Linked DNA regions of Mus musculus: region 2 is linked to region 1. A link is a loop called in an ENCODE intact Hi-C map of the cell type or tissue named here. Cell type or tissue: gastrocnemius. All regions are shown on one strand. Region 1 overlaps Rpn2 (ribophorin II). Region 2 overlaps Ghrh (growth hormone releasing hormone).

Region 1 (4,000 bases):
GTCCTGGGGCATATGAGTGAGCAGGCTGAGCAGGCCACGAGGAACAAGCAGGTGAACAGCTATCCTCTACTGCCTCTTCCCCAGTTCCGGCCTAGAGTTCCCGCACTGACTACTCTCGATGATGAACTGTGACGTGGAAGTGTAAGCCAAATAACCGTCCCCAACCCCCTCCCACTCCAAGGTGCTTTGGGTCATGCCGTTTCATCACAGCAACAGAAATCTCCCAAAGGATAACAACACGCTGCTTGTCCACTTAAAGTAATCTACATCGACTGAATGATCGAGAATCTGAGGTGAGGATGCACGGAATGTTTTTAAAGGTTAAAGAAGGGAAAGACAACCTCAAAGCCTTCCATAAGAGAGAGAAGAACTGTAAGAAAAAGTGATCTAAAAACTATTACAGTGAACACTTAAAGGGAAATAGACTTTCTTATAGGACTAAAATTATGCAGATGGAATTCTATCCCACACTAACAGTTTGCCATTTTTAAAAATTACATTAACAACCTGACATTATGTCCCTTTTAAAAATGCTCTTTACTGCAAACAAACAAACAAATGGTAGTGTAGGAACCTGGGCTCACCTCACAGCCTGAGAGGACCTGGCTGGACTGGGCTGCATAGAAGAGAGAATCCACGTTGCTGGGATCAAGGTTGGACTTGATGAAGGTACACGCTTTCTAAACACGGGAGAAAGTCAAGGATAAGTGGTAACGTAATGCAGTAACTAGGAAAAGCGAAACTGTGGGGTGCAAAATGAAACCCCAAACCTTCTAGGAGACTTAAAGTGTGGACTGTCCTAGATTTAGTTCTTTTCAATAGTTACTTTTCATAGGGCACTATTACCCCAAACTACTGACTTCACACAAGAAACAAGGCTGAAGTGGGTAGAAACCACTTAACAAATGTCCTGCTCTGGCCATGACCTGTGCTGGATATCACAATGCTCTTCCATTCGATGAGCATAAGGCTCTCCAAGACAGCATCATTATCTCCTTTAGCAGAAAAAGGAACTGGGACGTAGTAGATAAGTGGCCCGTGGGAGATGGCAGAGTCATGTGTCCCCTAATGCCAAGTTTCTCAGTGCCATGGCTCTGAAGCCACATGAGACAAGTGACTTTAAAGGCACCTCTTCTTCCAGGCTTAGGCCCAAGCATCACCGTGCATCTAACCACCCAAACCAGGGCCAGGAATTGTGGCTGCCTCTTCCCGCCCCTGCAACCACCTAGCCTGCTTCCTTTCCACTGACCCCTGGCTCATCACTGCCTAGGGTAGGTCCATGTCATCTCTCACCTCATTGTTACAGCCCTCTTTTAACTGCTTCCAGGCATGCAATCTATTCTGTACAAGGGACCCATGCTGCTTTATTATTAAAGCCCCCATGGTTCCCACCATCCCCAGAGAAGATCCAAAGTTGCCAGCACAGCGCACAATGTCTGAGTGGCATATCATCAGCAGGGCCACCTCTGACCCCAGAACCTTAGTCTCCTATACTTCCCAGTTGAACAACTTTCCTGTCCTTGGATTACCCACCCCCTCTAATTTCCTTGTCTCTCCTATCTGCCAAGTGAGGTCCTCCCTTCACCTCTGTTCACATGCACCTGTTCCCTGTGGCTTTTGATGATATTCATCCCATGATAAGCCACAGCCCACCCTTGCCCTATGTTCCCCAAAGAACTTGCCACAGGTCATCAGTGCTGGCTGCCAGAGAACATTGTTTCCATCACAGTAAGGGAGCACAAAACAAAATTCAACCACTTCTGTTCCACTGAACTACAAGGGAGACAAGTCACTCTGCTAAACACTTTGGATCAGACAGTATAAAACAGTTGCCAGGCATGATAGCACATACCATTAATTCCAGTAGTCAGAACACAAAGACAAGCTATGTGTTCGAAACCAGCTTGGTCTACATAGTGAGTTCCAGGTTAGCCAGAGCTCTGTAGAGACTCTGTCTCAAAACAAAACAGAAACCCTAAAATCTCAGCTATTTAAGATTTTATGGCCAACCCAGCCAAAAGTGGGTGCTTCTGGCACTTTTGGGGTACTGCTCAGAGACAGAATACTTGCCTAGCTTGCTCAAGTACTAGAATTTGATGCTTAAATCACAGAAAAGAAAAAGTAGGGCCCTCTGGGAAATGGACTAGGGAGCAGGAGTGGGCGAACCAGGACACTGCCTGGTACCTTCCCCCAACAGCTAAGCTACACTATGTCGTGTCTCACTGCAAGCCTGGGTCACTCAAACCAAAACAAACCCTATTAAAAATGTTAGGAACAAAACTTAAGATCCTCAAAACAAATGCGTTTCAACTTTAGTACAGTCTGGAAGAACCAGAGGGAAAAGGAAAGAAATAGAATACTTCATCTGCTATAAACCAGGATCTAAAGAAGGAAACGCTACACACAACCAAGACGCTAACAAGTGCTCTGCTGCCCTCTGCTGCTTTGAAAATGAAAAGACAGCACCAGGCCCCCACAAGTAAGGTACCTCTTCCCCACTTCAAGTGTGTCAGGGTGTTCTGAGTGCTTCTTGGGGGATTTCTTGTTTCATCCTCAAACAACCCTACACACAGACACTTCTACTGTCTTACATTCATAGAGAAGAAGACCAGATCCAGAGAAGCAAAGCAGGGCAACCACAGTCATTCCTAAGTGGGAGAGCTCAGCTTCCGAGCCAGGCAGCCCGGCTGTGCTCAGCTTCAGAGCCAGGCAGCCTGGCTGCACCCTCCACTAAGAGGCTGCTAAAATCATCTGCTCTGGAGTAGATTCAGCACTGCACCTACTCTCATGTTACAGGGACAATCAATGTTCATGGCCTCAAAGTTTTTGATGCCTGACAGCACTAGCAGCAGTGGGCAGGAGTAGGGGAACTTCCTAACACCTGCTCAGGACGCTCAGTGAGGGCCCCCTCTCCGGTCCAGGGCTGAGGCTTCAGCTGGCTCTTCTAGGGAATATGCAGCTCTGACTGTAGCTGCTCTCCACATTCCAGACATCTACCTTACCGACCGACGGGAGGCTGAGAACCACTCTACACAGCCGGTATCTGCACACCCCAGCTCTTTGTGTCCTTTGTTAAAACCCCAAGGACCCCAACATCCTCTTGAGCAAAGAACCCCTGTGCTTTCTTCTTCCAGCCTCCAACCTAACCGGGTACCATGCCCTACATGGCTCTTTCCTGCCCACCTTCTCCCTCACCTCCTTCCACATCAAGTCCAGACCCTCTTGCCTTCTCTCAGACCTCACACTATGTAGGCATATCCTTTGCCACTCAGCCCCGTTTCTGTACACACTGTCTACTGCACTTTCCAATATCTCCGCTCCAGCTGCCCTAGACACCAACTCCTAGCCAACACTTTAAGTACTAGTGAGCCCATAATTTATAGAGGCTCCATTACCTCATCAATTTAATTCCTCTCTCTCAACAGATAACCCATAATTCATTCAAAAAGTTCAAGTCTTCTCTTAAACTCACTCATTCAGTCTTGTCTTCTCTCTTCCCACACAGTCCCAGCTCAATTCACACCCTCAGCCCTAATCAATGTCACCTCAAACTCACAGCATCAGCAAAGGGCATCTTTAGAGGAGGGTGCGCCTCAAACCCAAATCTGACGATTCACAATCGTTTCTGTCCTTGGCAGAAACCATTCATCCTGCATTCTGGTCTTACTAATATTTGACATCAATCTAAATCCCAACTTCCTTTGCTACACTTGACAATACCAAACCTCTGTTGCTGCCAGTGCTCTAGTGCATGTCCCCCAAGTCGTCAACTCTCTCCTCAGAGACCCACACACACTCTGAGGAAGCAAGGCTGCATTGAAGCATTGTTATAGCACACCACAAACTGTCTGTGCTGGACATTGTCTGAATAAATTATGAACAGGACAAAAATATGCCTCAATATTAAGAATAACTACAGCTACCCTGTGTGTGTGTGTGTGTGTGTGTGAGAGAGAGAGAGAGAGAGAGAGAGAGAGAGCGCTCTGTGGCAATAACTGAT
Region 2 (4,000 bases), 51 kb before region 1:
GGAGGTGTTACACAGAGACAACTGTGCATCGCTGAGCTACAATTCCAGTCCCCTTTAAAATTTTTATTTTGAAAATTACCTAGGCCGGCCTTGAACCCTCCTTGACCTTGTGGTCCTTCTACCTCCATCTACCGGGATGGAGGATGCTGGGATTAGAGACCAGCTTGGATAGGCAAGTCTTGACTTTGCCTCTTCATTGGAGACCTCCTTGGATACAGGCTGGTTTTTTTTGTTTGTTTGTTTTTGTTTTTTGTTTTTTAAAAGGGGGGGGGCTTCAGCATTACCACCCAGCCAATGCGCCTTTTCTGGAGGAACCATACAGACTAGGAGAGAGGACCAACCAGGCCAGTTTACAGAAAAAGAAACCAAGGCTCAGAGAAATCAAGTGACTTGTCTGGGGCCACCCAGAAAGGCTACAGTAGCCAACACTGGTGGCCTGGCTCTGACATAACACACATGTACATCCACGTGACCCTTGCTACTGAGGACTCCATAAACAGACCCAGAAGGGCAAGAGAGTCAAGGGAACCGGGAAGTCCAGGGTCTGGGACTTCTCCATCTCCTGCACAGTGCTCTGGGGCAGGCTGGGAATGCTTCCATCGTTCACACAAAGTGGGGTCTGAGGCCCACAGATAGGCCCCCTTTGTTCATGGGCTCTCCCTCCCCACTGCCTGCCCAGCCTGCAGCAGCCACCTCTTTGAATGGCTGGCTCTCACACTGGAAATTTGCAACACAAATGTGCGGCCTGTCTCCCTCTCAGCCTGTCCACCGCTGCCCCAGCCTTTGGGGGGACTTCTAGAATCCACCTCTCTCTGGGGTGCTTTCTTTTTTGTTTCAGCTCAAGCCCCTAGACACCAACACAATCACTAATTAAGGTCGGGTTAAAAACACATCTTGGGAAGGAGCCAGTGCTGAGCGAGGCCAGCCAGCCAGAGCGGGGTGGTGGGAATCGGAGGTGGAGGCTGGATTTTTATTCTTGAGACTCTGGCTTTCTCACCCCATTTTAGTAGGCTTGTCAACAAATAAAGCCTGTTAGTAAGATGGCTTCCAGCTTCCCTAACCATTCCGCTTGGCTTTCTGAGCTCAGGACTGGCTGGAAATTGTTGCTAAGACACAGCCTGTCTCCACTTCCTTACCGGGGAGGCAGGTGTCATGACCCCACCTTGCAAACGCAGTAACTGGGGTGCAGAAGGATGAAGTGCCCTGTCCAGATTCCCTCGTGGGGCAGAGCGTGGTTTCATAGGAACTCACTGGCCGCCTCCTTTCCCAGCTGAAGAAGTGCTTCCTGGTTAAAGTGACCTTTCCTTCTCCCTGCAATTCTTGAGCGCTTTTGTGTGTTTTTGGAATTGAAGCTTCTGCTTCTCACAGCCCTCTGATGCTGGGTCTCCTTATTTCTCAAGGCCCAAATCCAGCTCAGAGGACAGAGACCCAGACATTCCCAAATGGCGGAAATGAGACCTTGGCGCTCAGGATCACTAGTGCAAAGAGCGCTGCAGCCTGGGGGTGGTGGGGGCTAATTAGATGTTTAGTAAGAGTTTGTAAGAGAAGGAAACAAATGCTGGATTAAGAACTGGCCAGCAGTAGTGCTCCCTCGCCCTGGAGGGAATGCAAAAGGCACAACTTGGGTCTGGAGGACAGTTTGTTAGTCAGTCCCTCTTCATCCTCTTCCTCTTCTTCCTCCTCCTCCTCCCCCCTCTCCTCCTCTTCTTCCTCCTCCTCTCACTCCTCCTCCCCCTCCTTCTCCTCTTCCTCCTCCTCTTCCTTCTCTTCCTCTTCTTCCTCTTTCTCCTCCTCTTCCTCCTTCTCCCCCTCCTCCTCCTTTTCTTCCTCCTCCTCTTCCTCCTCCTCCTCTTCTTTCTCCCCCTCCTCTCCTCTTCTTCCTCCTCCTCTCCCTCCTCCTCTCCCTCCTTCTCCTCTCCCTCCTCCTCCTCTTCTTCCTCCTCTTCCTCTTCTTCCTCTTTCTCCTCCTCTCCCTCCTCCTCCTCTTCTTCCTCTTCCTCCTCCCCCTCCTCCTCCTCTCCTCTTTCACTTGCTGAGACACTTTAATGCTTGGCAGCTTTTTGAATATTCAAAGTATTCTCTTACTGCACAACAACGGTTCCCCTCCTAGAACCCTCCAAGACGAATGGATTTGCCCATTCTCACTAAGTCTTGCCAAGATTGATAATTTTAAGACACAAGTTTTATTTATTTATTTATTTATTTATTTATAATTTTGTGCATGGGGGTGTTTTGCCACAAGTAGGTCTGAGCACCCTATGCATGCAGTACCCACAGAGGCCAGAAGAGGGCGTTGGGATGCCCTGGGACTGGAGTTAGAGATGGCTGAGTCACCCTGTGAGATCAAACGTATGTCCTCAGAAAGAGCAGCCTGTGCTCTTGATCACTAAGCTCCAGCTCTGTGGAGTGAATCTTAATGTACAGCCTCCAACAAGAATGAACTTAAAGGTTCCTCAGGGTGCGTGGATAAGCAAGCTGTCAGAGACACACAATGGGAGAAAAAGGACTTCATTCCTCTGATCACAAGCCCTTTACAGACTGAGCTGTCTCTACTCTGCCTGCTTTTGAGCAGGCTCCTTGCTATATTGCCCAAGCTAGCCTTGAACTCCTGGACTCAGCCTCCTAAAATGCTGACACACCGGAAGCTGGGCATGGTGGCACATGCTTTTAATCCCAGCACTCGGGAGGCAGAGGCAGGCGGATTTCTGAGTTTGAGGCCAGCCTGGTCTACAAGCTGAATTCCAGGACAGTTAGGGCTATACAGAGAAACCCTGTCTCAAAGGAAAAAAAAAGTTGGCATATCGGATACACACACTCCAAGACTCAGTGAGGCCCTTAAGAATCTGTTTTATGAGCTCTAGTTATATAGATGTCCAAAGAAAAGAAACTTTTAAAACCTTTGAAAGCTGTTATTCCCAGGTACAGAGACTGTCGCCTTAAGGGTAGAAGGAGCTTGCAGGGGTCAGAGAGGTTGTAAGTGACAGAGTGGAGAGAAGGCAGGTCTCTGACCTCCATGTGGATCTCTCTCTGCTGGTCCACAGGGTCCCATGAGAAGCCAGCACATTTGCCTCAGCCACTTTAATGCCTTTCTTGAGAATGCTTAGCTACAGGCTAGAAAAGTCTGGAAACATCACAGTTCTCCCAAGGTCCCCATCTCTTCTCTCTCCCTTCACACTTCTCTGAGGCAGCTTCAGTGTCGGGCTGTCCTGACACATTACAGAGGTTGCTCCAGGGTTCGGCTGTCAAAATCTGCCTGTTGACGGCAGCAGCTGGTATAAATCAAACCCAGGGACATTCTGATAATTGGATGACAAGGGAGACGGTGAACAATTTTCCCCACTAAAGGGGAAAATAAAACCACTTATTGGTAATATTGTCTACTCCATAGTGAAATAAAGTTACGTGTGGACAAAACAGAATTATAGGAACTTGGAAAAGCACAGTTTGGGGGAGTGAGCAAAGCCATGACATGGTTGCAAATATAATTAGTAGAATCTTAGCGTCAGAATAATCATTCAACATTATATTCTGTTCACCCCCACAAAGACGAAGGAAAAGTTCAGTATGAGTCTTAATTAGTGGGGGCACAGAAACCACTTCCCTCCATTAATTTGTCCGATGCTAAAAACGGCACGTTTGGTTGACCTCTGCGCAATCGACTCTCTGACGCTGACAACACTTAGGAAAATGAAGGTATAAAAGGGAATTACGGCGGTGGCTGGAGCAGATGCCCAGTCTGCGGTCAGTGGGACCTGAGCAGAACCTCAATCGGAGAGAGATACCTGTCACCTCGGAGGTGAGAGGGGGCGGTCCTGGGGGTAGGGACGGATGGGGGCAAGAAAAATTGATCTCTCACCAACTCACAGAAACCAAGTCAAATGGCCCATGGCCGGCCTCTGTGTCCACAGGCTGGTGAGGATAGATAGTACCTGTTCAGAGTGCAGTGTCCCCTCAGGAGAGGTCTAGTGGTTTTGGGTGGCTTTGGGTGGCTTTGGGTGGC

What was found. Hi-C counts contacts between places; a loop is a spot of excess contacts. Peaks named below come from ENCODE experiments on the same cell type or tissue, not always from the same donor. Only the 100,000 strongest peaks of a DNase experiment are listed, where the experiment ranks them.
Region 2: it touches region 1 in a loop (5-fold over the local background); 14 of 42 quality-filtered maps call a loop at or near these places.

Annotation. Positions count from the first base shown.
Region 1 is chr2:157,286,208-157,290,207 of GRCm38, reverse strand. It overlaps Rpn2 (ribophorin II), which reads right to left. Exons shown (of 17, transcript NM_019642.4): 3 at 585-680. Among named protein-coding and RNA genes, the nearest start is that of Mroh8, 8.7 kb to the right of the region's middle. In gastrocnemius, a CTCF peak has its summit at 2,448 (motif pointing left); a DNase peak (open chromatin) is centred at 2,447; H3K4me3 peaks cover 341 bases; H3K27ac peaks cover 767 bases.
Region 2 is chr2:157,337,152-157,341,151 of GRCm38, reverse strand. All of the region lies in intron 1 of Ghrh (growth hormone releasing hormone), which reads left to right. Among named protein-coding and RNA genes, the nearest start is that of Ghrh, 7.5 kb to the left of the region's middle. In gastrocnemius, a CTCF peak has its summit at 2,254 (motif pointing right); DNase peaks (open chromatin) are centred at 730 and 2,282.